Regions from separate parts of the Mus musculus genome. Here regions 1, 2, 3, 4 and 5 are each linked to region 6. Evidence: chromatin loops called from intact Hi-C (ENCODE). Cell type or tissue: left cerebral cortex. All regions are shown on one strand.

Region 1 (5,000 bases), 650 kb after region 6:
GTGTGTGCAGAGTCCTAGGGCATAAATGTTGTCTATAAGAAATAGACCAGTCTCTTTTCCTGCTGAGCCATAGAAAGCCCACCCAAAGCTAATTACATTAGAGCTGACTTGCCCATAGTTGGAGCCCTTAAATAAGATGCTGGACATCATGCTGAACTTTTGGAAAGCCTACTGTATCCTACTGTATTTGATGTAGTTGATGACCAGGGTCATCCAAGCACCTCTTAGAAGAATTCGTAATTAAAGGACACTGAGCGGGTCAATTGCGTCATCAGAATTTTTCACTGCCTAGTGTCCTGGATGGGAATGGGCCTGGCACAGCCCTGACCGACCAATACTGTCAATACTGTCCAGGCGCTGGAGGCAACGCCCATGATATAGTATCTGAAGAACTCACTTTTTTTGAGATGAGTAGTGGCTTTATTATCAGAAATTCCACTATATTTGTAGCTCATTATGGTAAATTTTATCAACCAAAATATGACCTTGTTTACCAAGTAAAACCTAGCCCTTTCTTCGACTTCTGACAATCATTATACTTTGATCCTTGACTGTTATAAAAGGGGAGCTGGACCCCAGCGGCATCATTTGTCTGCCAGCTTGGTCTTATCCCACCTTGGTCCACAGCTACCTCCCACCCCTTCCTGCACAGCTTTTGCTCACCTCTTGCTCCATGATGACTGTACACTTTAGAGGGGAGGGAACTCTCTTACTCATCATGTTTCTTCACTACTTGATAAATCAAATACATCTGTGGCAGCCATCACTGAAGCAAATCCAAAGCGCCACAATGGCGGGATCCATGGTGACAAATGAGTTGATCCCACTGAAGGGTAGGAGAGCTTCTAGCCCTCAAGAACATCTCCATGGACCAACGTGTGTACTGTGTTGCAGATAACACAGATAACACAAAACTTATTTATCTAATTACCCCCTCCAAAAATAAAGACCATGGGTCTTACAGGATATAGGCTCGGCATCAATTGGGAAAGGGTAACTCAGTCTCCATTCAGAATATTAACCTCTGTACTACATTTCACATTTAAAAAAAAAGAAAGTAGAAAATTCTGACTAGTCCCAGAAAGTCATTACCTCTGAACTTCAAAGAGAATTAAGAAAATGGTAATTGGTCTCAGCATCCAGGAGTTGACACTAACAAATAGTAAAAAAAAAAAAAAAAAAAAAAAAAAAAAGTCAGGTTTTTATTTCATACATTTTAATTAAAATATAATTACATCATTTGCCCTCTGTTTTCAGTGAATATCCCTCATAAGTCTTGGACATTTGAATACTTATCCTCTGTTGGTGGCTGTTTTTGAGAGATTAGGATATGTGGCCTTGTTGGAGGATGTGTGTCACCTGGGTCAATTTGAGGTTTCAGAAGGCCCCCAGAGTCCGCAGAGAGATCCCTGTGCATCCTGCCTGCAGGTTTGAGGTGTAAGCTCTCAGTGGTTCCTGCCTTCATGCCTTGATTTCACCATCATGGAATCTATCTAGCCCTCTGGAACTGTAAGCCACAATAAACCCTTCCTTTCATAAGTTGACTTCGTTATGCTATTTTAATACAGCAATAGAAAACTGGTGTGTGTGTGTGGAGGGGTGTTCACAAATATGTAAATACAAGATGCTAAGTTTATTTTTGTTGCTTGAGAATGGTTTCAGGGTTGAATACTGTGTGTTGGATAACCAATTATGGGTCTTGCCCATTAGAGAGGCTAATTCTCCCTCTCTGCAGATAAATTGATGGAAAAAGTATGTTGAATAAGGTTACCCAGACTCAGAAAGACAAACACCACATGTTGTTCTCTTCTGTGATTCCTAGCTCCAGATCTTCAGGTGTGAGTATATAACGTGCAATAATTGCAGAAACCAAGAAACTATGAGTGAGTAGGTGACATGGGGAAGGGAATAGCAGAATACATGTGATACGAAGAAGGAAAGGGAAAATGGAGAGGTGGTTTAATAGGAGAGAGGGGAGGAAAGACAATACAGAGGAAGGAAGGAGAGACACATTGACGCCAAGGTTGCTTGATAAAGCCTGGGGGATGATATTATTTTACAATTATCTAAAATTATATATAACACACACACACACACACACACACACACATATATATATATATATATATATATATATATATATAATGCATACATAAATTGTTGCTAGGGGTGGTTCAAGTGACTTCCAAGACAATATAGGCCATTAGTTTTGCCCTTGGTTGCCTCTCAGAGATGAAGGTAAATCCTTATCTCTGAAGACACTGTACATGTAGGACATGGATGATTTAAGCTGGAGCTAACCTGAAATCCTTCTTTCTGAAGTCTAGCTTCCATAGTACTAGAATGAACGTATTATGCAAGTTGCCAAGGGAATGAAGCAATGAAAAGTCCTCTCTGGCTGTGACACCTATGAACCATAGTGCTGAGCTGCAGAGCAAGATATCAATAAAGGAGCAATAATAGCACTTACGTTGGCAGCCCGCAGCTGTCTAAGTGAATTTAAAGCCCACTCAACAGGAGAGATGTCAGGCTTGGTACCTGAAACTGAGCCAACTACTGGGTTTAGTGAAGCCATGAATCTTAGGAAAAATCTCCTATAATCATTTTACTATTAGCCTAATTCCTTACTACGTCTTGGATCATCTCCTTATTCCCACAAATAAGTGCAACTCTTATCCCTTCATTTTTGTCTTTACAGCAAATAGAGATCATTACAGAAAACCAACTGGCCACACTGTAGTGATCAATGGGTGGTGTGGAGTCCAGCCCCAAAAGGTATATCTTCAGCACGACTCCTGCATTGAAGGTTCAGAGAACATCAGGAAAAGAGTTGGGCAGAAAGACTGCAAGACCCAGGAAGCTAGAAAGTCTACCTTAACAATGTGTGTCCTAGAAACAGCTGCCTAAACAAGACCAGGACAATAACAATATCAACAGGCATGCTAACATGGAGTCTCACCCCCTAGACAAAGAACTGAAAGATGGTTTTGAAAATGAGCCAGAGATAATAAGAGGTGCAGACTCATCCCTACTTGATTGACATTTGAGCTCTTGGCCATACCCTAGATTTGACAGTTGGTAGTTTTGTACATAATAGAAAACTCAAGGCTCCGGAATTTCCATGTGTTTCCTGTGACTGATTTTCACACAGATGCCTTTGTCGAGCACAGAGGCTAAGATCCCTGAAGCTAGTTAGGGATCTCTGCAGCCAGGTCATTGAGGAAATGCCAGGTTACCCACAAGCATTTCAGGAGTCCTGGAAATTCTCTAATGAACAAACCCACACCCACAGAGCACTATTTTAATAGGGCCAGATTGCCCCATAAGGTATGTAGAACTTAGTTCCATTGGGTCCTCATGTTTGCTGGCTAGCCACTGGAGGAAACAGTTTGTGGACACTTCTTGGTATTCAACCACTATGTCCAAGGAAGACCTGTGCTTGCCCAGTGCTTTCCCCATCCTCTAGGACCCCCAGAAACTTGTTAGCTGCATCCAAGCCCACATTAGGGCAGCAAAGTGAACAAGAATCACTCAGATCCTCTAACCACAAGTTGTGAAGTCCCCACTCTGAGCCAAAGTGCATAGCTGGGCTGAGTTGTGGGCAGGGGAGGGGAGTAGAGGACAGGCTTCCTCCGCTGTTGGTTTTACCTCTAACCACAAGGAAATTTTCCACCATCTTTATTATTTCTGGCATGAAGCCATACCATAGGAAAGGGGAATTTTGGTTAAGAAAAGAGATATGGATTCTGGTGAGTGAGTAAGGGACACGGAGTGAAGAAAGGGGTGAGCCAGAAAACAAGAAGAGAGAACCAAAACCAGGCAGAGGAATGTGGTAAGTGATCAGAGGCAGGGTGCAATAACTGGGTAAGTATCTGAATAGCCAGGTTATATGATGGAGTTAGGTTTCTAGATTCAATTATTAAATCAGGTTAAGTCAGTACATACTGACTTATCTATACTATGATATTCCTACATCAGTTTTATGTCTGGTTCTATGTCAATCAAAATAACTCTAATATCCATGAGCAGCTTATCTGGGGACCTCACAGTCTGGCTCATTATTAAATAAAATGTGAAGGCTTTTTCCAAGTAAGTCCATGATGTAATTCTCTTCTCTACACCTCTCCCTCAAAACCCAAATAACACACTTACAGAAGTACATTGGCTTAAAAGGCACCCAGACCAACTGTGGATTATACTCATGCCTTATTAAATGATGTAACTTCTCAGCTTTCTCTTCCATTCCAGAAGTCAAGCAGAATGAAGATTGATTGGTTAAAGAGGTAAGTTGGGATTCTGTCAGATTTTATTCTTCTAGAGTTACTGGCACTTGGTACTGAGATGATGGAACAGTTGGAAGCCATTCATGAACACTTCCAGAGTGATTGAGAGTTGCTGTTGTGACTTGAGACCTGTATCATCCAGAGTTTACCTTCGAAGATGTTCTCAGCACAACTATTGCTGTTGGCTAGACTTGGAAGATCCAGTAGGACACTTTCCTCCAAACCATTATAGACACAGGCATAGCAGAAGTAATGTCATCCAAGGACCACAAGCAGTCTAGCTCAGAGCAAATATAATCTACAATCTGAGATGCTCTGTGTCTTAGCAAAGAAAAATAGGAGCAAAGATGGAGAAAGACATAGGTATCCAAGGAGAGGAGAGTCAGTAGAGCAAGTACCTCCAGAAGGAGGATGGGAATGCAGGACACACATGCAATCACAGGAAAAAGAGAATAACATGTAGGCAGAGATGATGAAGGTATGAGGAATCAGGAAACTCCCCTTCCTGCCTTTGATGAATTTTGCAATCCTGAGCCAACTGATCCTGAGAAGTTGCATGCATTTTGTTCCCAGCATCCATGTGAATGGCTCACAACCACCTGTCACTCCGGCTCCAGGGTATTTGATTCTGACTTTTGTGAGCACTGACATGCATGCGTGTGCGCTCACACACATGCACACACACACACAAATAAAAATAAAATAGTATTAAAAGTT
Region 2 (5,000 bases), 320 kb after region 6:
TCAATGGACCTGGACTTAGTGCTTCTTTGAAGACAAATAAGGCCCACCCAGCAAGCTTGGCCAGGGAGGGATGAACTAAGGGGAATCCAGAGAAGACAGATGGCCAGACTTGCCTGAAGTGAGACCCTGGACTCTAATGGTTGTGTAACCCCAGCTTGGCAAGACGTTCTGAACAACCTGGAAGGGAAGCCTGCCCCACGAACCTCTCCAGCCAACAGGACTCATGACTGCCCTTGATTATAGTATTGAATAATTAAGCAAAATGAGACATCCCACATAGACAAAGACTCTGATCAATATATTTACCAATGAAGTAATTTTAGTTATTTGTTATGTCATGTGATGGCATATAGAGACCGTGAAATGTGGAGGGTGGGAGGAGATGAAAGATGTGTTTCCATTTTGGAAATTAAGAGAGACAGCTCTGGTGGAGAAAGTAAAAAGAGATGGTTGTGAACCTCTGCAGATTCTGATGATGTCCACTAAATATATTTCCTGGTTCTGGCACAGATTTGGTGCTATAACAGGCACACACAATCCAGGACTTGGCAGCCATGTCCATGGAGTTGAAGCCTGAGGCACACACAGGGAAACCAAGGCTCTGCAGACACATATACAGACAAGGTGTAACCATGAAGTCTGTGCCAGAGCAATTGAAGGGACTTTTCTATAGGCTCAAGATGCCCATGCTTTGACTGAGTAATTTGCCTTTCTGGAACAAGTCTATTACAGTCAAGTAGTTCAGAGGGTTACAACTACACTGAGAGGTGGGTGAAGTCTGCAGGGTCCTAACATGAATCCACGTCTGCGTCTGCACATCTCCAACTTTAAACATGCGGCACATGAAAAACCTTTGTGAAATTAACTAAGGACTAGCACTTGTCTAATTTGTACCAGGACCACATAATTGCTTGTTGGGATACAGGACCAAAGGAGGTCATTCTGGCTGTGCCAGTAACACAGAAAACTGTGTTTTCTTTCACACTTTCTTCCTAATAATGGGTAAATTAAATAACCCTTTTGTACTCATACAATGGTCATAACTCTGAGAACCCATCCTTGTGGAATGTCAAGATCTTGTTCCAACAGGAGTTGGAGGAACATGAGCTTGCATGGTGTATACCTGCCCTGTTGGCAAAGCCATCCTTAAATGGCCTTTGGCATGCTTTACTCCTGCCTCTGCTTGTTGGCAAATTCAAAAATGATTGGGATGAATCAGTAGACTTCTCACTGTAGCTTTCAGCAGGGGCCAGGAAATTCCTCTGAAAAGCCGAGATCTGACTTCTTTGCCTGTGACCTTGGCAAATGTGAACCCTTAGGGATATTTGTACTCTCTTAGAAGCAAGATATACCATGAAATAAGTGCCCAGATAAAAAGGCATCGTGACTAAAGAGTTACTATTTAAATTAATGAGTGGAGATCTATTCCCCCTCCATTGACAATGACCAAACACATGTTATAAATGACTTCTGTCTTTTCAGAGATGCAAGAGACCACACTGAGTAGTCAACCTGCTTTGGGAAAAATGACTTGTAAGCATTTCATTGTACTAAGTGGCCATACACTGCTCCCGAGGTAATGGAAACAAAGAAATAAAATTATGAGTTAGATTAGGCTGTATGCATCAAATTCTGCTATTCCAATTTCAATAGATCAGCATTTCTGAGATGCTCAGACACTGGGCACCCCAAGATTCTTCTGAGCCCTTCATGTGTTCTTAGCATATTTTATAGCACACATTATTTTCCTTTTGCCTCTATTGATGTCATTACTAACTATACCATAGACAAAGTATGTTTTGAACAGAAAGCAAGACACTAGTATAAAATTATACCATTAAACACCATTTTCCTCACCATCATAGACTCATTGTAAAATTTGTACTGTAATCACTCAAGGATACCCAGATAAAATGGGAAGAACCATGAATTTTATTAAATTCTGATATATATCCCTATATATTGAAGGATGATGGTTGTTTAAAAATGTACAGTTTCACTTGAGTTCCAAACTACATTAGACATTTTAAAATGAATCATCACTTATTTTTACTGAAATTATGTAACTAATTATAGTTATTTAGATTTGAATATGTCAAACATATTTTCCTCATAATTAACAAGGCCTACTACAGGATGAAAACCACTCAATGGTAGAATTTTCCAGCCAAGTTTAAAATTTTAATTTTAATACCTATCACCCACTCAGAGCTTAGCAATTTCTTGATATTTTATGCTGTTTTCTGATCATGTTAGTGTAATCTTAATGTCCATGACTTTTTTGAAGTAGTTATGAAAATAAGGGAAGCTGTGTGCTGGAGCAGGTAGAGCACATATTGTTCTTGAAAAGGACTGGATTTCCCAGCACCTCTGCTGTTCCTACCTGCCTGTAACTCCAGATGCCACAGATCTCATGCCCTCTTCTGGTCATTGTAGTCACTACGTCCATGTGCATATATTAATGATTTAAACAAAACAAAACAAAACAAAACAAAACAAAACAAAACAAAACAAAACAAAACACTTGCCCAGCTCAGTAAATGTGTATTTTCCAGGTGAGTAAGGCATGTAGTCCTTAGGGTAAAAGTCACAGGCAATGACAGAAGATGCCAATGAACTTAATCAACAGAGTGGGGAGGTTTGCTGATACAGTGTACCTTCATATTGTGAGTAAGAACCCAGAGATTTGTCAGGCTCTGAGGTAGTGTCATGACTATCTGAAGAGGCATTAAAACACTCCTTCCTTTTGTAACATAAATCTGCAAGAGGCAGAGTTCTCTTTATATGTTTCAACAGAACATCGTACCACAGTAGGTTAAATATAGGAGCTGATATGAGAACCCAGATGACTTCTAATTATATTTTGTTTTAGAAACAACAGCTATTTTCACAAAACATGCTACCTAGGTTAATGTATACTATGCCTTTTATTATTTTAAAATAATGGATAGACATGTTTTAAATTTAACATTTGTTACTGTTATGGTGTCTACAGACATTAACCGCACAAACCAAAGCTATTTAATTCTTCAATAATCTTTTAGTATATGAAAGAGCCCTGAGACTAAAACATTTGAGATCTATTTTACTTTAAGAATCAGGCAAACTCAATTCTACAACAGCTATAATCACCATCCTAAAGGGAAAAATATGTGCATTTAGATAAAATGAAGGTACTCTATTGCAAATTAGGTTACATGCAAGCCTTTTTTTTTTCTAGCTGGTAATGCGATATTTGCGTACTAGAATGTGAATAGCAGTCCCTGGCAGGATAATTAGAGAGAGGACATTTAAAAACTCTGATAGTTAAAACTGCCCTTGAAAAACAATATTTAAATACTTTGGATATATTGCAATCTTAATTTCCTTTAGTTCTATAATAAATCTTCATATAAAACAAAACAAAACCATTCCATCATCTTAGTCACTCAGCAAGTAGTGGATACTCAGTGTTCTAGTTAGCTTTAACGGTAAACTTGACACAGCCTGGACTTGTCTCCATTAAGGAATCTTCTTGACCAGAGCATCTGTAGAAATATCGGTGGGGATTGTCTTGATGATTAATTGATGCAGGAGCAGCAGCTCACTGTGAACAGTACACTTCCAAGTCCTGGACTGTGTAAGAAATCTAGCTAAGCACAAGCCTGTGGAGAAGCCAGCAAGCAGCTTGTTTCTCTATGCTTTCTCACTTTGTTCCTGCTTGAATTTCTACCCCAATTTTCTTACACAATGGACTTGTGACTTGTGACCTCAAAGTAGGAGCCAAGTAAGTCCTTTCCTTCCCAAGGATGCTTTTGGTCAGGGCATTTAATCACAGTAACAGAGAAGGAACTAGAACATTTAGCAAATGGGTCTCCGCTTTCACACATTAGAGAGTATATTGTTGTAAGCAGAAGTGGTACTCATTTAGGAAATCCGAACCTGGGTGCTTGTGAGTATGTGAGATATGGAGAAAAGTTCTTGTGAGCAAGTAACATCAATTAATGGCAGGGATAAGAAGAAGAGGAGGAGAGGAAAGTGTTCAGTGAGGGTATCTTAGTTTGGGTTTTACTGCTGTGAGCAGACACCATGAAAAAGGCAACTCTTATCAGGACATTTAATTGGGGCTGACCTACTAGTTCAGAAGTTCAGTCCAATATCATCAAGATGGGAGCAGGAGATGAGAGCAGGCTGGCCTGGTGCAGGAGAAGCTGAGAGTTCTACATCTTCATCTGAAGATTGCTAGTGGAAGACTGGCTTCCAGGGAGCTAGGATGAGTGAGGTAAGTCTTAAAGCCCACACCTACAGTGACACACCTACTCCAACAAGGCCACACCCACTCCTACACCCACAGTGACACACCTACTCTAACAAGGCCACACTTACTCCAACAGGGCCACTGTTGAAGTGCCACTCCGTGGGCCCAGAATATACAAACCATCACATCCCACTCCCTGGCCCTGATAGACTTGTTCAAACATATGAGTTTATGGGGGCCATACCTAGACATAGCATAATACAAAATACATTTAGTCAAACTTCTAGAGTCCCCATAATCTATAGTAATCTCAACAATGTTAAAAGTCTAAAGTTCAAAGTCTCTTCTGAGATTCATTCAATCACTTACCTGTAATCCCCAAATCAAGACAGGAAACAAACCAACTGGGCAAACTCCAAACTCTGCATCTCTGTGTCTGATATCAAAGAGTTCTTCAGATCTCCAACTCCTTTTTCATCTTTGTTCACTATAACAAACTTCTTTCAACTGGGCTGGTTCCACTCCCTGTTAGTAGCTTTCCTCAGGAGATAGACCATGGCTTTGGCATTTCAAATGTCATGGGGTCTCCAAGGCAACTTCAGTGTTACAGCTTCTTGTTTTAATGTCTGGGAATCTACAAATGATCTTCTGGGCTTCTCCAAAAGACTGGCACCACTTCTCCAGCTCCGCCCTCTGTAACACTCTAAGCTCAGGTTGATCCATTCCACTGCTGCTGCGGTTACTGGTGATCATCCCATGATAC
Region 3 (5,000 bases), 660 kb after region 6:
CAATGACAGCAGAGGAAAGGTAGGTTCACAGCTCAAGAAGAGCTGTCCCCACAGGTACAGCTGCTATAGAACAACACTGGCCCTGGGAGGCCCAACTCCAGTGTAACTGCAGCCTTCTGAAGGAAAGCATAGATGAATGCTTGAACACCACACCCGAGGCCCAGTACTCACTCACAAAATTACAAATATGCAATCCAGTTTGGGTGGAAAATAGATGGAGGTGAAGCTGTTTCTTCATCCTCACTGACGCGGATAACTACAGTGTCTATTTTGCAAGGTTTTGTGAAAATCAAAATGATGCCTTTCAGCACGCTGTAGAGAGCCCGGCCTGACCGTTAGGTCATGAATAGGAGTCATTATTATGTACCAGACATTCAGGCAGCCGCAGAAACTGGGTCCAGCCAAGGCGTTTGCTTCTCCATCTCCAGCACAAATATTTATTCTTTATATGAAAAATTCTTTTCCTGTTTTATATGAAACTTTCTTTCCCCAGTAAACAACTATAAATCTCAAGTACACATCTGGATCTCAGGGAAGCCCAATAGAAATCAGGCAGAGTTGATGAAAAGGTTCTATAGTCTTCCGGAAAGCACTACAGCCTGTGGGGGCCTCCATGGGGACTCGTGCATGCCGTGCGGAGGCTTTCCCTCATCACACCAGGGAGCAAAGGCATCCGGCCATCTCAGTGTCATTTTCAATATTATCTATAATGATGAAAAATTGGGGGAAGAGAGAGAGGGAGGGAGTTCTCTATATGAGGCACAGGAATCCTGTACAGACGCAAGTAGTCATGCAGAACACTTTGTCCTTAGGAAGTCTGCTAGCTCTGTAAACACAGATGGCCATGCTGTTGAGAACGACCTCTCTGAGGGCTTCGCTAGCAAACTGAAAGACACTACGCCCCATCTCATAATTTTCTATGTCACCATGACTATCCATGTGGGTACAACCAATGTCTGTCTTGGAACACTTTCCTTCTGGTGTCTGGAATCCACAAGCTCTTGTTCTCTTCAAACTTGAAAGCTTTTGTCACTTTGACCTTGGGTGTCTTACAACCACACTCAAGCCAACCGAGTTAATTGGCTTAGATGTGCTTAAGACTGGCGCAAAGCCCCTCACTCCCTGCCCAGCATAGCAACACTCTATTTCTAAAAACAGCCTGTGGGAAATTTACAAGGTCATGCTCACATTATTTACATGCAAATGAGAAAAGAAAATATATTCCAAAAGGGCATACTTTAAATACAAATGCTAGAAGACCTTACAAATACATACGAGAGACAGACAGTCTGTTAGCTTCCTCTCAAGATGCCCCAGAAAGGGAGCCAACTGCCTGAGCAGTCACAAAGGGTGTGGACAAACCCCATGATTCATGGCACCAAATATTTTATTTATGTTAATTTTTATAGAAAGAAATGTTTTCCTGACATTTAAATTATTGAATATAAACATGATGTAAAATATATGCATTTCTAAAAGCCCATTTGTATACAGTCACTGTATGTTGGTTTTGGAGCAGGAAGAAAGCCCAGGAATTCTGGGAACAGGAATGCATAGCACATATTTAGTCTGCAAAGCTCAGGCTCGCTGTGAGGCTCAGAGCCCATGACTTCAGGGCAGAATTCAAAGTCAGCACTTCATTATCTTTCAGCCATAGTTAGATGTTAATTTTTACTTTAAGAATTTCATTTGAAAAAAAATGCGATAGTCAATTAATTCTACTGTTTAAAAATGGCCTGTTTTAAGCAGTTATTGGAATTAATCTTTAAAATGCAACTAAAGACATTTGTTAATAATGGGTAAATTCTAAACAGTGTGTAACATTCAGATAAACCAAATTTGATTTATAAAATTAACAGATGTTTTCAACAGCCTGGTAGATCTAAAGGTACATGATCCAGGTTCTCTGAAAAGGGCCTGTCCTGCTGTGTTGAGAGAAAAGTTGGTGTACACCACCATCTTCTGGTCAGGTTCATGTATGAAACAAGAGTGTTCTCTGCACAGCAGGGAAAGCGGAGGGTCTCAGGAGGGACACTTCCAATGTCTTTAAAGTGCACATCAAGTCGGAAGAGACTTCCACATATTAAACCTAAAAAATGAAAGTATGATGTGTACTTTGGGAAGCCCTCAAGATGTAATTGGTGCTTAATATTCAAACTACAGCACAATAACATCTAAACACTAGGAAGAATCTGAAGGATTTAAAATGAAAAAACAACCAAGACAAAAACAAAAAAAACCTCTGCAATAATATGTAAAAGAAGCTTTGACTAGAGCAGTAGAAGGATAAAAACAGAGTGAGCTTTTAAAACTATGAAAATAATAGACTATGGGGGACATGAACAGAGTTGTATAAAAATGGCAACCAGGATGGCTGATTAACTTTGGTAACAGCATGTGCTGTAGAACTGACTAATGGGGACAGGTAATTAAGCCCCATTGTGATGCTTGCATAAAATTATTTTAGATATTCTATGGGGATTGATTCCAACCATTCCAAATCCCACTCCATAATGCTGCGAGTGAGCACACAGGCACACACACACACATGCACACATGCACATACATGCACACAAATGGTTTTTTAAATAAACTGAGAGCACACAAATAAGCTGGCCCCAGTGGCTCTCTGGTTCTGTTCCTGCCTGAGGAATGCAGCACCAGTTTGCTATGTAATAGCATGGAAACATGGTCATGTGAAATAAGGCAGAGAGTCAGAGAACCTGCTGTAAAAGACAATGCTAAGTCATTTGGTTTCAATATTAGTTTGCTTATTTTAAATTTATATGCAGGTGTGTATAAAACAGATAAATTTGGATATCAATACTTATCCATTGTGGAGAAACAGCTCTTTGGACATGTGAACCTTTATTTTAAAGAGGATTCTTTTGAGCTCCTTGAAACTCTGAGCTCCTGGGTGAGTTGAAAGCAAGTTGGTGATTAAGAGCATAGGCTCCCCAGCTTGATGACTGGGTTCTACATCAGCTCCATCTACATCTGGTTTCTAGCTGTGTGACTTCAGAAAATCGATTCAGAATCTCTATGTATCTCTGCCCTTATCTGTGAATAGATCATATTTTATATTCAAGTGCCTCGCTGTGGGGTCACAAAGATTCATAGGCACCTGTGGTTGATGCTCACCTGGCACCAAAGCTGGCCCTCACACACTGTGGGAAGGCTTCTACCAAGGCCAGGTGAATGAGGAGGAAGCACCTGGACCAGGTAGAACATCTGGCCTTGGTAGATGGAAGGCAATGTTAATGCTTGATGTTTGCTTGAAAAGCAAATTAAAGTTTCTCTTCAGAAAATGGAGGAAGACATCATGAGTGCTGTTACTTAGGAACAGTCTTTCTCCCTTTCACCTCATTCAGAATTCAGAAGTTGTTTTATTTAGGGTCTCCATTCCTGTGAAGAGAAACCATGACCAAAGCATCTCTTATAAAAGCAAACATTTAATTGGGGCTGGTTTACAGTTTCAAAGGTTCAGTCCATTATCATCATGGCAGGTAGACATGGTGCTGGAGGAACCAAAAGTTCTACATCTTGATGCGAAGACAAGCAGGAGGAGACTGTCTTCTGCAGGCAGCCAGGATGAGGCTCTCTTCTCATTGGGTGTGTACAGTTGAAAATTGATTACAATATTTTTTCACTGAAGTACACTGATGTAAAGCCAGGTATGGGAGTGGATTTATCAAAATTCCAACCTAAACAAACTTCACCAAGTTTTTGTTTTATTTTATTGTCTTTGTTTTAATACTTGGACTTTTATTTAATGTTAGTGATCAGGGCTTCATGAATACTATATACAGTTCAGCAGTCAACCACTGAACTACATCCCAACATCTTCTAGTTTTTATCTTGAAACAGAGTCTCTATAACTTGTCCATTTGACCTTGAACTCATTTGTAACTGAGGTTTGAATTTATTTTATAGGCCAGCCAGGCCTTGAAATTGTGATCCTTTGACCTCTACCTCCCAAGTGGCTGGATTACAAACCCGTGCCACTGTGCCCAACTAGAAAATATACTTATGCTGGAACTTTATCTTCTAACAGAATTTAAAAATCATGATACACATACACACACACACACACACACACACACACACACACATACACACACACACACACACACACACACACACACACACACACACACACACACCACACACACACAGCATGTTTTCTCAAAACCAATTGAAGAGTCCAAACTAAAAAATTTTACAGATTTTTCTGACTTTATTCAAACATAATTTGCCTTAGAACTTTATTTCAGTTCCTGGTATTTGTACAATTTTTTACATTTTTTGTGTTATTTCCTAGCTAAGTTGTCTTTACAAAATTGGTAAGGAACATGTTCTGACTATTCTAATTGTTAATTCAAATATAATAATGTATGTTTCAGATCTACAGTCTTCTACAGGTGAAGGGTTTTCACAGAGTCAACATTACTTTGTAATTAGCACTGAGGTCAACAAACACCTTCCCAGCACCTGAGAAGGACAAGAATTTCCTTTGGGTTGACTTTCTACTGTACAGTTCAATGTATTGCTGTGTAACAAATAAAGGTAAAACTTCAGTGTTTTATAGATGACAATACAGTTAGAGTATCCCGCCTGGGGTCGTGCCTAGGTAACAGTGGGGCACGTTTGCTCTCTGGAGGAAGGGGCCGGGGGCATAGGAATGATGGTGGTAGAGGTTAAGAGACCAAACAAGGATCAAACATATTTTTTACAAAGAGCAAGAATTTAAAATAAAGTGATTCATTTTTCATTGGAGCCCCTTCAATGGGAACAAGTGATTGTGCCATAGAACCCAGCTTCTGTCAAAAATGTTTGTTTTTATCTATCATGGGATTTTGCACTGTTTTGTTTTGTTTTGTTTTGTTAGTAACTATCACATTATAATATCATTTGACTGCTTACTTGGGTTTTTTGTACCCCATACATTTTATGTGACTGCCTCCTTGTGGTGCTAATCCTTCTGGAGAAAAGGACTATGG
Region 4 (5,000 bases), 200 kb after region 6:
ATTAATACACAAGGTATAATGGTTTTAAAGACAGTAGTTGAAAGACACACTAGATACTTCCACTTTGCTCAATAACCCAGGCTGAGGCAAACAATGGGTTCTTTTAATTCCAATCTTGATTACTAATATTAACTTTCAGATTATACATTACACATTACACAGTAATTCTGTGTCTACATAAGTATTTGTATAGGTTTCAGAATGACTATAAAGGATTAAAAGTCCATGACAGAGTTTAAGAGGTTTTAAAGGTCCTGAAGAATAGGGAGGCCGATAGAAATGCAAATAGAGTCTGTATTAATAAGATAAGGAATCTGATCTGGTCCCAGAAGGAGCTAGGGTAGCTGATGCAACTGTTGGCTGCTGGTTTCAGAGTTAGGCTGCAAGGACAGAATTGGGCTGTAGGAGTGAAATGAAGGGAAGAGCAGAAGTGCACCCACACAACTGAACAGGGAGATGGATGGGCGGCATGTTCAGACCAATAAACCAGATGATGAGCATATGGGGACTAGTCAGAAGTGTCAATGGCAAGGGCTGAGCAGAGCTGAAGTTTCTGGAAGAGTTAAGAGTTCTCTACCCATGGGTCCTTGGACCATGTGACAGGTCAGTAGAGTCATCACCAGCACAGTGACTTGCATCTTCCTCTTTGTGGGGTTCACATGAGGAGCCTCCATCCTTTCTTAGGTCTGCTCTGTCTAACCTGTTCTTGGGCCTGCTTTTCCCGGTGCGTTTTTATATACCCATGTGTACAGACCCAAGTCACCCTGACAAATATATAGGGTGGCACCCTTTCTCCTCTCAGGAAAAGTCATTGGTCAGTCTTTGCTGCATGGATGGAGTTGGACATATGATGCACCTCATACGACCACCCAGGCACAGAGTCAGCCTTCATCTTACAAATGGAGTCAGATGACACTTGTAAAATGGAGTTTCTCATGGCAAGGCACAAGTGTATATTGACTTATTCAGTACACAGTGTAAAGTAACTTAGAAAAGGGTAGATAGAGTCTCATCTCAACAATTCATTATTTTAACAAATGGTTAATAACATAAAAATCATCTGTGGCACTCTGGAAGTATAAGAATTCGGCATGGACTGGGTTAGGTCCCCCGGTGGTGCTTTGTTGATCTTCCCGTAGGGTTATCCCAACAGTAAAACTAAGATAACTTTGTTTCCATAACTGGAATTTCTTGATAGGAAATAGAGTCTACTGATGAGTTTTCCATTGAGAATATGTCTATGTCTTTATGTACTTAGGGGAAAGTCCAAGTGTTTTCTTAACTTTAGTTCTTCTTGTCATAATGAAGCCTTTGAAGAACACTGTCTTAGTAATACCTGAATATGGTAAATATGTACATAATTTAAATCAATTCTAAGAGCTATGGGAGACTGGCATCAACAGGAGAAGAATGAAGTGGCTGCCACTATATAGTTATTAGGTTGCCATCGGTCTGTACAAGTCTTTTAGCATTTGATAAGAACACTTTCCTTCATCTTAGCAAGTACAACCTAGACCCAGGACAAAGAGACTTGATAGCAATGATCTGATGGATTTTAGTGTCACCCAGACCCTCATGTGGGCTCTCTTGTTCAGGGCTTTGCTCCTGGCTTGAGTGTGTAGGAATGGATCAAGAGCTAAGGCATCTGACTTGTCTCCTTTTGGCATAACATAATTAATTATCCCACCTCTAGTTTGAAATAGAGATTACCTTGGCCTAGTTGCCATATCTATGATGGGGTGGGACTTCATGGTAATGTAGCTGTTGGTAAAGGATTACCCATGATTTGGTAAGTAACCCATAACTCATGCTCCATCAGTAAGCCCAGTGAAATCATTGGCTCACCAAGTTGGACTTTGTGGAATGGCCAGTTTGGTCTGTTGTTCATGTTCTGTCTGGTGTGAATGGATGTTTGTTCTTGTCTTCCAAGAAGAGTTAATGCAATAACATGGGATGATAGGTTTTTTGACCAATTAAAACTGTAGATCTGGAATTTCTCCCTAAGTTCTGGTTTTGGATACTATTGTTTTAAAATAATATTGAATTTGCTGAGCAGTCTACCTCAGTTTCAATAATGGGTGCTGGCTTTTAAAAAGCTTTGGTTTACGTAAGTAAAACGAAACCTAGCGGGGAAGCAGTTGCAGCAATAGATGTGGACTAGGCCAGACTATATGAAGAAAAGAAGACTCCAAGGACTGAACAATTGATACTTCCTCTTTCCAGTGGGTATAGTTACTGGCAGGGTTACAGGGTTGAGAGCATAGTGCCCCCTACTGCCCAGCAGTGGGTCTGGTCTCACAGTGATCAGCATGGTGGGCTAGTGCGTGTGATTGAAGAACTTTGTACATGCCATTTGATTCCAGATTGATTGTTGCTACAGTTCTGGGGATCCTGGAGTATGGTTACTGAAAACCTGGAGGGTGTGCAAGTGTGTGGGAAGGAGAGTAAGAAGAATCCTGGCTCACTGTCCCTCCCTTCAGTTTTCAATAGAAGCGGACAGAAATACTGATCCTCTTGTTGATGAAATACATTCTCTTGAGGCAAACATAAACACAAGCTAAAGTCATTTTGGAAAAGGGAAAGTCAACAGACAAAGTATTTCCATCAGATTGGCCTTTAGTGCATTTTCTTGATTGATAATTGATGCGGGAGGGTCCAGCTCACTGTAGGTGGTACCACCCCTGGGCTGGTGGCCCGGGGTTAAATCAGAAAGCAGGCTGAACAAGCCATGCAGAATAACCTAGGAAGCAGCACTACTCCATGGCCTCTGCATCAGTTCTGGCCTCCAGGTTCCTGCCCTGTTTGAATTTCTGTCCCAACTTCCTTCAATGATGAACAACAATATGGAAGTGTAAGCTAAACAAACCCTTTCCTCTCCAACTTGTTTTTTGTCGTGGTGTTTTGTCACAAAAGTAGAAACCCTAACTAAGACATGGTCAGTGGTTTTCCAGCACTGTCCTGAACCTCTTTGTAGGGCTGCTCTTTTGTGTGGCTATATTCTTAAGAGATTTAAGGGCAGTTTGCAGAGGTGTTTTATTTTGTTTTGTTTTGTTTTGTTTTGTTTTGTTTTGTTTGTCTTCTTTCTTTTTCCCCAATAAGTACAGATGTTAAATCCAACCTCTGAGTGAATGAGGAAAATGTGTTTTACTGAGGAAACACAAGAACTTTCTGACAGTAATAGGTTTGGGGTTGATCAGCTTAGAATAGTTATATAATGTATGATTTGTGGCAATGAAACTACTAAAATGGTGAATCATTGCATCTTAGCAGACATGCACTTAACATAATGATGTGTTTGTTCCTTCTCAGTGTTCATACATATTTGAATGAGGGACACAAATCATCACAGCTGTCAGGGATCGCATTGCAGCTGTGCCTCAGCCCGCAGGTAGGTGGAGTCTAGAGCACTGGGCCCAGGCACAGGAGGCTAAGGGCTCAGGCTGCCCTGATCATTTGTCTCTTTGCTTGATAGCCACACTTGGTTGACTCAACCATCTTTGGAAGCTCTCTTTTGTTTTTGTTTTTGTTTTTTTTGTTTTTTTGTTTTTTTTTTTTACTTGTAAAATTAGCCCATAACAATGGCCCTATAATGGTATTACCAGTGTGAATCTTATACACAAATGCTTGGGATAAAGTAAGTGTGTGATGAGTATCTGTTACAACCTTTGGATTTAGTATTCTCTTGGATTCCAAGTATACCAGAATTTACAAATCGAGATAATTCTACACAGAAGTTTTAGTACTTAATAGAGCTGAATTCTTGGAAGATGAGGTAAAAATATTACCAGAGAAATTGGGGTTCTCTCAAAAGAGAAAGAGGGAAATTTAGAGGAGGAAAAGGTAGGCAGGCTGTACTCTCAGAAGCAGTCAAGAAAGGGGAGATGTGGTATAGAAAGCCATGCCCTTTGAGTCATGGTCCAAGAAAGCAAACATGTTCAGTAATGGAGGTTGGCAAGTATGGCAGAAGGGGAGGCAAAGGTGAGAGAGCACAAAGTGTCAAAGAATGCTTAGGTTTTGGTCAGTATCTGGAAGAGGAAAAGAAAGAAGGAAGAAACCAGGTGATTTACAGGCCCAAATGGATTAACTTTTATGGGAAGAGACCAAAATATATAATGTTTTAATCTTCAAAGCAGACCAGAAGGTTGAAGGTATTCCTTTCATTTGACAGGCTGACTAAAGAAATGCTAGAAATGGTTGTGCTATTTTTCTTTTTAGTTTTACCAGGAAAACAGGAAAAAGTAGTGTCCAAACTCAACGAGAAAAAGAAGTCTATCTTTAATGGCCTTCAAGGCTACTAATGCCTATGAAGCTACTTAGCAAAAGTACATCACTTTGAGGAATCAATATACCTCAGTTAGGACCCAAAGATTTAAACTGGTCATTGACCTTCACTGTGTCTGTTATCTAGCACATATTAGGTATATCCTTCTTTTTCTGCCCTACACCCTTGAGACTTAAATTTAGGTGCTCAAATTAAGTTGCTTGACCCCTTTGTCTCTGAGCCTACCCTAACTCCAAATTCATCAAACAAACAAAACTGACATAAATGTTTTGGTTAACATATATCTTTGATATTAAATCGCTGGTTCCAGGCTGGATTTTGACAATATTAAAATCTTCCTTAAGTGGATTTGTGTCAGATATAACATTGTTGATGTATAGAAGGCTCTGAGTGTGTAAGGTCCTTAGTGAATGCATATTGTTATTGCTGACATGACCATGGGAGATCCTAGCCTCAGACCCAGAGGGTAATGGCCAAGCATTCCCTTGTGGCCCATGTGTGGATATTAAGAGTCTTGTTTAGCTGTATGTGATTACCCAGTCTCGTTGTTCAAGTCTGTGTAACCACATCAGGCATCCTGGGTGCTGTGGTTTCTCCAGCAAAGTGCCCGGTCCATCTGCCTGATTCACAGATATTTCTGCGTGTTTGAATGTTTGATTTTTCTTCATTCTCTTATTCATTGCCTTAGGTCAAATCCCTTGATGTGTACACAGACACA
Region 5 (5,000 bases), 570 kb after region 6:
GATAGAATTAAGATGGCTTATCAGATGATTTGGGTATGAAGAGATTAAAGAGCCAATACAATCACAGAGATTTCCAAAGTTGAGAGAATGAAACAAGAAAACCAGTCGATAGAAAACAGAGAACAGATGAAAAGGGTTCCCAAGTCACAGAACATAAGAAGCTTCTAGAAACTAGAAAAATAGAAGAAATATACTCCCACCAGACCACCCAGAATGAATGCTTGATTTTACTCCAGGGTAACCCACTTTGTCCCTCTGACCTCCAGAACCTTGAAAAGACAATTCAACTTTTTGTAAAGAAAGTACAAGACCTGATCCCTTTCTTCTGGCCTCAAACACCCTGTGTTGCCATGTTCCATGTTCCACTAAAGCTCTGGTTAGCTGGGATTTCCTATGGAACTGATATACCCTTGCTAGTTCCCCAATGATGCCACCCTCTGGTAAAAATCAAGAGCTGCCAGTGAGGTGCAGGCCCGCTGCTGGGCTCATGTTCCCTCCCAAGCACATACACAAATAGGAAGAGGACTTCCAGGGTATCATTTCGTAGCCAGCAAGTGTCTTGGGTTTCACTTCAGTGGTTAAGGATGTGTCACCCAGGCGCCTTAGCAAGGGGCACTTCCAACCTTCAATTAAAGAGCTGTCATTTGCTCTATATATTAACATCCAGAACAACAAACACACTGTGACATGGTCATTAGAGACAGCCATAATCCATGGCCCGCTGTGTATTGATGTCAAGCCTGCTGCGCTTGACAACTGAAATAATCCCAAAGAAAGCATGCGCTTTCAGAGCCAGCACTCCAGTGAGGATATCCACCCCTGGCTGCCTTCCATCGTCCCACCTCTATCTTGATTCAACCACAGAGTTTTAAATCCTTTATCTTTTTTACAGAAAGACAACCACTTCTCATACTGGGAACTGTACTACAGGTTTTCATTGGTGGGACCTAGTGGGAAATCTTTACTGCAGGCACATAATAAAATTTCACGTTGTTATGATCCTAATCCAAAGGATGTCATGATAGAATGGACCTTAGGACTGACTTGTAAACGCAACCAACTAAACAAGCAAAACAACCTAGAGGTCATGAAGCACATGGGAAATGGAGAAAAAAACTCTAGATAGACAGAAAGGCTAATGGAAAGTCTCTCCACCTCTCTGTGGAAAGTGAGCAGTTTTCTTTCCACTGAAGAGCCTGTGTTGGTCACATCCTGTCCATACATCACAGATGCAAGTCCCACGGATGCAGCCACCTGAGAGCAGGGGAGAAGATGCATATTATATGCACTGATAAATCACTTAGGAGGCATGATCCTGCACCATCCAAGGAATACAAGGATCTAAATGTTAACTAGGGAAGCAAGAAAAAGAAGTAAACCTCAGCGGCCCAGAGTACTCCGGGGCCCAGAAAACAAAAGCAAAACAAACAAAACTCATGAATGGGTTAAAAAGCAGAGCTTATCTCTTAATGGTGCTGCAGCAACTGTCCAGTGGGCCACTGCGGGGATCTCAATGGGAAGTATCCCTGAGAGGGAATCTGTTGTTGGTACATAATATACAGCATCCTTCCTGGTTATTACTTGATAGGCATGGGCTACCCTCATGCATCCTCATCCAGAGGCTGCCTCCGGGCTGAGTCACAAGGCTCTGGCCTGTTGGCCTGTTGCATGTCAGCAGAGCCAGCTCCCTTGAATGACTCACAGGGACACTTGATGGTCCTAGCATCCTGCAGCAGCAGTCTTCCTCAGAAGGAAGCTAGAGAACACACAGGCTCGCCGACCTCTAAATATGTGTGCATCTTTAGAGGAGTCACTGTTCTTTTACATTATTCTGCCTCTGTTTTTACTAATAAGGTGTTATTTTTATGTGTGTGAGAATATATGTGCTTGTTTAGGTGGGGGTGCACACGTGTTGGTGGGTGCACATGAATGTGTGTGCAATACTTACTGAACTTAGGAGACAGTCTTTAAGAAACAACATCCTTAGGACATCCTTAACAATTCCTATCCCCCTTTTTTTTTGACAGCATCTCTCATTGGCACACACACACACACACACACACACACGGGGGGGGGGGGGGAAGAGAGAGAGAGAGAGAGAGAGAGAGAGAGAGAGATCCAATAAGGTCTTCAAAGTAACTCTGAAAGAATTGCATTCCCATTCTTTTCTCTGAACACAGACACAGAAGATGTTCTTCAAATGGCTATGTTCTGCAAATGCAAATACCCTGTTGGGAAGGTTGTATTTACAAACAGCCAAACACACTGTCTTGTTTTATTCCAATGAGCTCCAATGAACAGAGGAGATGAATATGTGAGGCAAATTGATAGAGACTTTCAGGTTTTCTGGAGAACTTAATAGATTTTTACAGACCTAGCATGGGTCTCTAATATCCTCAAGAAATCGCAGCCCTTTTCAAACTTTTCTTTCTCCTTTGTCGTGATCAGAATTTTCTATGTATTGTCGCCACCTGCTGGGAAATCGTAGGATCGGCTTCTGGTGGCATGTAAGGAGGACACCTAGCCAGCACAGGGAGGTGTGAGAGATGAGATTGTCAAATTCATGCATGGCTTTCATTCCAGAAGGAGTCACTCACCTGGCCTTGGCACTCAGGAGTCTGAGCTTTAATAGTCTTCTGGATTCAGAGCTAAAGTCTACATTCCCGCTGGTAAATCATCTGAGTGTTGAATCACCTCCTCTCTGAAATATTTTCCTTCTGTGTGATCTCAGTGATACTTCTGTTTAGGCTAATTTTCTACTGATGTGTTTTGATCAGGAATGGAAACTAACTACTTCCAGTACTCTGGGGGAAAGCCCTCTGCATGTTTGCAGACTGGTTCACAAGTGTGCCTAGTTTCTCTACAAATGTCTTCAGTTTTGTTTTTCTTTTTCTTTAAATTGACTTTGGCCCATTTTCAAAAAGGTACTCTCCATTTCTATATATCATTCCTAAATACTTCCAACACCTCTGTCTCTTTCCATACTGGGAGAACATGACACCCCATCAAGGAATCTTGCTAAAGGCAAATACAATGGAGCCATTGTCATGTGGACCCCTCTCAGATCATCATTCCCTTGGAAACTATTTTCTCAGCACCTGCGTGAGACACGAAAGCGAGGTCCACAGGGCAGACAGGATGACCGTGCCAGAGAGAGGAGGCAATGCAACTATAGCTGTGCATAGAATGCACAAGGATGCTGATGCTTGGGAGACAGGAGCAGCCATGGGGCTACGAAAGGCCAGGGAAGGGAAAGAATGCTTCCAGCAAGGGTACACGGAAGGCTCTGAGGCAGCAGTGAGACTGAAGAGCTCTTTGAAGAATACGTAGAATTCTGTTGGACTGAAAAGAAGGGGGCTAGGAAGGGACACGGGCTTCTGAAGAGAGTCAAAAAGTCTGATGAACACCCGAGACCATGGGTGTGGATAAAAAGTGCTGGATGTGGTTGCATTGAGTGAGTCATGGGCAGACAGGGAAAAGTGGATGGGATGGATTGTGAAGACATCTCCTACAAGGGGAGCCATTCAAGGATCCAGGTGCTCTGTTCATTTCATGGAACTCCTATTTGATTTTATCACCTTGCATACCAGCTGCTCTCAGTGTCACTTGCTGTCCATCCAGTGTTGGGTCTTAGTTTGGAGTCACTGCTGTAAGCTAGAGCTTGGCTGTCACTGTTTCTCTCTACCTCTGGGCAGCCTGTGTGACACTAACCTGACCCCACGCCTTTCCTTGCCCAACCCATCAGAAGACCAGTGCCAGCTGACTAGTCATTCCTGGCTTCTTTTCCTGACACTTTGTCAATAAAGGTAGGTCATGAGGCAGTGAGATCCTGGACAAGTTACCCATCACCGTGGCTTCAATATTCTCAACTTTAACGAGACAGGGGTCACATCTTAGAGCTTATATCCCAGTCCACAAGCCATCCCGGCCATTTTTGTGGACTCAATTTAGATTCACTGAAAGAATTTGCTTCTGAAACTAGAGTTTAAAACAAACTGGATCTGCTATGTAGTCAACCTGCTTTGAGTTATGTGTTTCCAAAAAGGAGAAGGCGAAAGGAAGAGAGAAGAAGCAGGCCTGCTTTCCTTCTTGCCAAACTGCCTCTCTTCCAGGAGATGCTTTTAAAGACAAAGAGAAAATGATGGATCAGAAATTACAGAGGAAAACATGCGCTACAGGTGGGCACCCAGCATATGCTTCAGCCAACACTCTCTGTCCTCTGTGCATTTGATCACCACACTGGCCTCGCTCGCTTGATTGAATCTGTCAATATGGGCAAGCCTTTCCCTCTCTGGTCCTCACTGAAGCCTGTGTCCGATTTTAATTAAGTCTTATGACAATCCTGTAAAGTTAGGTGCTATAAAGCCTACTGTGTAGAAAAGGAAATTAAGGCTTTGGATTTCTTATGCCTTCTGGTGAGTGAACTTGACAACCATTCTACTTTGACATTTCTTGTACTGAAGGAAAGGGAACTTAGGCCATCCAGATCCATAGAGCCTTATAACAAATTACCTTTGAGGTCTTACAATTATGGCACTATAAAACGCAAGAGAAATGTCTGCATTTGTAGTCCTGAACCCTCTGAACCTTGGCCGCCTGCAGCTAATTAGCAGTCACAGAAGCAAGCTTCTCCTGGGGAGAATCCTTTCCACTCCCAGGCCTCAAGCCTAGCCATCCCAGTGACTTAAGAAGATGTAAGCAGGGTGGGGGTGATGGCAGCTGGGGAAGAGACTCTACAGGGGGTGACAGCTTTCATTTAAATTGGCCATTTCTGTGTGCTTTCAAGACAGGGAATCAAAAACATATTGATAATTTCAACCGGATTCCAACAACAGAAAAGTCTTTAAAATGCCACTGAGAGAAAGAAAAGGCCTTGGGAATGAGAGACGGCCTGCAGGAATGTGGAACACGCTCCTCTTTTTTGTTTTTTTTAAATACTGAACATTCTTTTTTCACATTCTGTGATTTAAACGAGTTTTACAACCAGCTGGAGCAGATTC
Region 6 (5,000 bases):
CCAGTGGCCAGGAGAGCTTCCTCCACTGACACCACTTGTTGCTTCCCTGGCAGGCTCAGGCTCAGGTCCAGGGTGCCAGCTTTGCCGTTGGAGACCACACTGAAGATCTGGCCAGTGTTGTCTTTCCGTTCCACAGCCAGGAGTGTGCCCCGGGTCTTCTTCATCTGCCTCAAGGAAGCCAGGAAGATGAAGCCTTTGTCGGCCCACACAGCGTCCAGTAGGTCTTGGAACTTGTCATCCGGCACAGCGGGGATCAGGTTGGCATTCTCAATGCGGAAGGCGGGGCTGGATAGATCTTGGCCCTTCACCAGTCGGCGACCGGGGCCCCTTCGTGCACCTCCAATGAGTTCAAAGATGTCAAACACACCGTTATCTCCCCCAGACTCTGTAAGGAGAGAGAAGACAATCGGCTTTCTAGGCTAGGTATAAGGGGGTAAAGTTCTGGCTGTGAGGAGCCAAGGTGGGAACTCGTGACAATAATGGCAATTATGGAAAGCTGAGCGAGGGAAGCTGCATCCTTATCAGGAGATAAGGACTCCAAGGAAACACAGGAGCTATCGAGAGAGAGAGAGAGAGAGAGAGAGAGAGAGAGAGAGAGAGAGAGAGAGGAGAAGGGGGAGGAAAATGAATATATCACAAACTCACCTGGAATGCGGTTGCTTCCACACATATGCAACAGGAACAGGACACCTAGTCCCCGCAGGAGCTCCATGGTGGAGCCTTTGTGCCCAACACGGAGCCTGTAGCAAGAAGCACAGGAGGCCAGAGTCAGAGACCAGGAAGCAAGGTGGAAGGGCAGAGGTGTGTGTGTGTGTGTGTGTGTGTGTGTGTGTGTGTGTGTGTGTGTGTTTCTTCTTTTGCCCCATATGTGCTGAAAAAGAAGGGTTTACTTTCCAAACGGTATCCAGTATAAAAAGAGCGCCAGAGGCAGGGGGATTGTTGGAGTTCCAGGATAAAGGGTATAAAGTGACTTGGGTCCGTCCCCTCCCCCCCGCCCCTTTAGACAAGATTACAGAATGTATTTTGGATGGCGACAGTCAGGGGTAACCTGGAGACTACTGGGGAGAAAATCTTGGGGTGTCTTGGAGGTATAGTTTGTGAACCCGAAGGCTGAAGAGAACCAGCTCCGGAAAGTTCTTTCCAGGGGATAGACGGGGCAGGATAAAGGAGTTAGGAAAACCAGAAGGGGAAGAGTAGGAGATGAGGAGTAGCGCTGATCATCTGCAGCCTGGGGCTTTGAGGTGGCCGGCCAGGTGCTCCGCAGAGGCGGGAGGTTTACCTGTGTGCACCGGGGCTCAGTAACCCGGAGAGGTGGCAAAGGTGAAGTGAAGGACAAGGACGCTGAGTCCGGTGAAGACGCTGAGACTGCCGGTGCGCCGGGAGAGACCGTGGCAGAACTGGATAGCAGCTTCGCGATTGCCTGCAGAAGTCCGATGAGGCTGGCTGACTCCAGGCAGTGGCTGGCTTGACTGAGGAGCCCAGGACCTTTTAAAGAGGCAGGAAGCAGGGAGGGGGGAGGGTTCTCGGGGGCGGGGGCGGGGGACGGGGACGGACGGGTTCATTTCTCCGCCCCCTGCTGCTTGGCGCACAGCTCTCGGGCTGAAAGTGAAGGGGGAGACTCCGATCCCGCACAGGAGCCCTGGAACTTGTCAGAAAAATAGGTCTCCGCCCACGCAGCCTTGGCGTACTCAGCCTTTAGCGCTTAGGATCTTGCGCCATGTGAACTGGAGACGTTCTGCATGAGAGTCCCCAGACGCGATGCTTCTTTGGGGACCACCTAAGACCCTTTAGGGAGGCTTTCATTAAAGCACATCTCCTTGAATAATTCCATGACAGAGACGCTTGGGGATCGAGACAGTCTGGTTTAAAAATAAAAGAGGGCAAAAGGTTGGACCCCTTAAAGGAAGCTGCCTCCTGAGTCAATCCTGGTGGGTGGGGGATCCCATGTCATCTATACTTTGCGCTTCACTCCTGTCCCGCACGCCTGCCTTCCGTCTGACTCACTAAGGGTGTCAGCACGGTGTTGCACAGGGCCAGCAGGACCGTGCACGGAGGTCGCCTTCCGACTCACTGTCCAAGTCGAGAGTTTTTTCCCCAGTTCTACTTTGCTTCCTCAGATGGCCGCTTGGGGGCGGTATATGTATTCTGATTTAGGGGATCCTTTCGGAGAGTTTTTAGCGGCATTTTAAGGAAGCGAATTTATATCCCGCTCCCTCAAGGCAAAATTGAAATTGTGTCTTGAAAAACAATTTTGTGCCCACTCGTGTTTCTTAACGTGACTCCCGATAGGAGAATTTGCTGAACCATCTGGCTCCAGGATCTTACACTATTTACAGAACGGACCCGTAGAGTTATAAATTACTCTCTACCTATTATTTTATTTCCCATCTTTCTCCCTAAACAGTTTTTTTTTCATTTTTTCGGCTCCCAAAACCGAGGTGTGGTTTACATTTCTGTGGGTATACACTTTTCCATCAGTAGACTGCTGCCTGATCCTTTGTCTCTGAAGTCTGGTCTCAATGCCATCGGTCCGGAGCCAAGATGACTCCAGCTGCCTGGAATTCCATTCATCTCTTTGGGAAGGGACGTCAGCGGCGGCGATGCTTCTCCAGCTGTGGCCCTGCGTGAGCAGGCTTGGCTCTGAGTCCAGGGATCCAGGTAAAAGCATCACCAAATAAGGATCTTGGCAGAATCAGGGCGGGGCCGGCTGAGGGACAGCTGGGGCTCCCTCCCCTTATCAGTTACACCTGGCTGGACTCCCAAACCTTGGAAACACCCAGGACTTTATGCTCATCACACAGCAATTTCACTTTCCTTGTGTGGGAGGGAGTGTTCGGTGACAAGGTGTGTGAGTGTGCGTGGTATGTGTGCGTACACGCAAGGAGGGGCTTACAGAGTGTTTCCTAGTTACTCCGGGTACACAGCTACACAGCCAGTGCCTCTTGTAGATAAGTACGTTCCCAAGATGTGTTTGTTTATTAGACTTCAGATACTCAGAGCCAGCAGTAAAAGTTTCTACTGGTTGATTAGTCAAGTTAGATTCCTGCCCTTGAAGTCACAGGCCCTGACTCAGCCACTGAATCTGAAGATTCGGGATCATCAGGCAGGCTTGCTCTTCGCTTCCAGTTCCTTCCGCAGGTCCTCTTTGCTTTGTGGAAGGCGATTGCTTTAAATATCCTGCTCAGCACTAATTCTTCCTGCAGGAACCTTTGGGACTGCCCTGGGAGGGCTGGTCTTGAGACCCTCTTTCCTCATGAGTTTTGTACCACAGAGGTGAATGTCAGCGGCCCACAGACAAGAGCTTCTCTCCTTGTGTAAAGCCACCAACTTCCCTAGGCCCAGCTACACCTTGCTGATGGATCAGGAGCAATCAGGGTCTGCCCCTTTGGGCCATGTGCTGTCCAGACTGAGGGGGTGTGGACAGTTTGTAACTTGGCTCCTTTCAACAACACAATACAAGTTTTGACCTCCTCCACACCTTTCAGATAAGGCATTATGGGAGAGCTTTGTTGTACTGAAAGCTGGCAGTGGCCTAGGAGATGTTGAATACAAACATAGAGTCTTTCCCTAAACACAGCATGACAATCCAGCTGTCCTGGTTTGCAGGAGATGAGGTTCCTAGGCAGCTATGAGGTCTCACCCATATTCCCAATCACCACCACCCAAAGTCCCGATCATCATGTGCTGTGAGCAGATGACAGAAATTCAGCACACTCTTGGGATGTTGTAGAGAAGCAAGGGAAAAAGCAGGAGTTACTATCTTTAGTAGGGAGAATACAGTCTGTCTGTGTGAGTTCATATGTGTGTGTGTGTATATGTGCATGTGTATGTGTTTATGTGTGTGTTTGTGTATGTGTGTGTATGTGCATATGAGCATGTGTGCATGTATATGTTTGCCTGTGTGTACGCTACCCCCTTCTTGTGTGTGTGTGTCTCCTCAGTGAGTGCAAGCATGGATCCCCTCCTGCTTCTATACCTTATGTCTATTATTTTCACTTGTCTTCCATCCACCCTTCCTGTTAGGCCTCATGGTCCTCTGTCATAAATCCTACTTTCGTGCCCTCTCCCATTTAAATATAGATTGTGCATACTAGAGAAACTGTGACATTTGTCTTTCTAAGCCTGTCTTATCTCACTTAACATAATGATCTCTAGTTGCATCCATTTTCCCACAAATGTCATAACTTCATTATTCTTTATGGCTGAATAAAACTCTTTTGTGTATATTTTCTTCATTTCCTTTTTCCATTTGACAGTTGGTGGGCTTCTAGCCTGCTTCTATATCTTGGATATTAAAGAGGATAGTTTCAAGCTACTAAACCTACCAACCCTAAGGGCCAGACTGCCTCCTGGTGTCTTTATGACACGTGCTTATTGTTTAATCTCATTTGCTCTTGTTTTCTGTTGCTCAGGACTGTGGTACCATTTCCCATAATGACTTTCACTCTTCTAGTCCCTTCTGCTCATACTTGGCAAGATTCTCTTTTTACCTCTGGAGGGCTCAGAAATAAAGGCAGATCATAGATTAAACCTTTGATAGCCTCTTCACCTATACTGTTAAATACAACACTTTTTTGTTAAATATAAAAAGCCTTCCCACATAAGTTGCTTTACTCTCCTTCTGTTGGCCTTAGAGATGGGTGTGGTATTTAATTCTCAAACAGGCTCATGAGACAGGAAGCAATTGGGACTCTCATATTTCTAGTCACCATGAAGTAAGACTTTATTTAACACAGTACCAATTAGTTCCTTTGTAGAGTGAGATGTTAGATATTCTGTCTGCAATTGGGAATCCCAGGGAACATCCTGGCTTTGTGTATGAGTCACACACAAGGTTGGGGGATAATGTCAAATATGTTCCCGTAGTCTTTGAGACAATGTCTTTCTTTAACCATGGGGCTCACTGACCAGCTAGCCTGATGAGCCGGTAATCCCCTTTCTTCTTCTTATCTCTGCCTCTCAGTGTTAGGATTCCATCTGACCTTTGTATTACATGGGTC

Evidence for each region. Peaks named below come from ENCODE experiments on the same cell type or tissue, not always from the same donor. Only the 100,000 strongest peaks of a DNase experiment are listed, where the experiment ranks them.
Region 1: a loop joins it to region 6, with 4 times the contacts of the local background. A loop is called at or near these places in 8 of 42 quality-filtered maps.
Region 2: a loop joins it to region 6, with 3 times the contacts of the local background. A loop is called at or near these places in 23 of 42 quality-filtered maps.
Region 3: it touches region 6 in a loop (8-fold over the local background); 8 of 42 quality-filtered maps call a loop at or near these places.
Region 4: a loop joins it to region 6, with 2.9 times the contacts of the local background. A loop is called at or near these places in 8 of 42 quality-filtered maps.
Region 5: it touches region 6 in a loop (9-fold over the local background); 29 of 42 quality-filtered maps call a loop at or near these places.

Annotation. Positions count from the first base shown.
Region 1 is chr2:117,460,348-117,465,347 of GRCm38, reverse strand. No RefSeq gene overlaps it. Among named protein-coding and RNA genes, the nearest start is that of Gm32137, 23 kb to the right of the region's middle. In left cerebral cortex, no CTCF peak of the experiment used is centred here; no DNase peak of the experiment used is centred here.
Region 2 is chr2:117,784,928-117,789,927 of GRCm38, reverse strand. No RefSeq gene overlaps it. Among named protein-coding and RNA genes, the nearest start is that of Gm13985, 25 kb to the left of the region's middle. In left cerebral cortex, a CTCF peak has its summit at 2,423 (motif pointing left); no DNase peak of the experiment used is centred here.
Region 3 is chr2:117,452,172-117,457,171 of GRCm38, reverse strand. No RefSeq gene overlaps it. Among named protein-coding and RNA genes, the nearest start is that of Gm32137, 15 kb to the right of the region's middle. In left cerebral cortex, a CTCF peak has its summit at 1,959 (motif pointing left); a DNase peak (open chromatin) is centred at 1,944.
Region 4 is chr2:117,911,302-117,916,301 of GRCm38, reverse strand. The region is part of intron 8 of Gm13986 (predicted gene 13986); the gene reads left to right. Among named protein-coding and RNA genes, the nearest start is that of 4930412B13Rik, 92 kb to the right of the region's middle. In left cerebral cortex, a CTCF peak has its summit at 2,280 (motif pointing left); a DNase peak (open chromatin) is centred at 2,263.
Region 5 is chr2:117,539,159-117,544,158 of GRCm38, reverse strand. No RefSeq gene overlaps it. Among named protein-coding and RNA genes, the nearest start is that of Gm32137, 100 kb to the right of the region's middle. In left cerebral cortex, CTCF peaks have their summits at 444 (motif pointing left) and 2,477 (motif pointing left); a DNase peak (open chromatin) is centred at 2,477.
Region 6 is chr2:118,108,355-118,113,354 of GRCm38, reverse strand. Thbs1 (thrombospondin 1) reads right to left here and starts at 1,479. Exons shown (of 22, transcript NM_011580.4): 1 at 1,280-1,479; 2 at 646-740; 3 at 1-385. The coding sequence starts at 712. Gm13986 (predicted gene 13986) reads left to right here and starts at 2,153. Exons shown (of 10, transcript NR_126479.1): 1 at 2,153-2,658. In left cerebral cortex, a CTCF peak has its summit at 2,113 (motif pointing right); DNase peaks (open chromatin) are centred at 1,449, 1,652, 2,132 and 2,590; H3K4me3 peaks cover 1,758 bases; H3K27ac peaks cover 208 bases.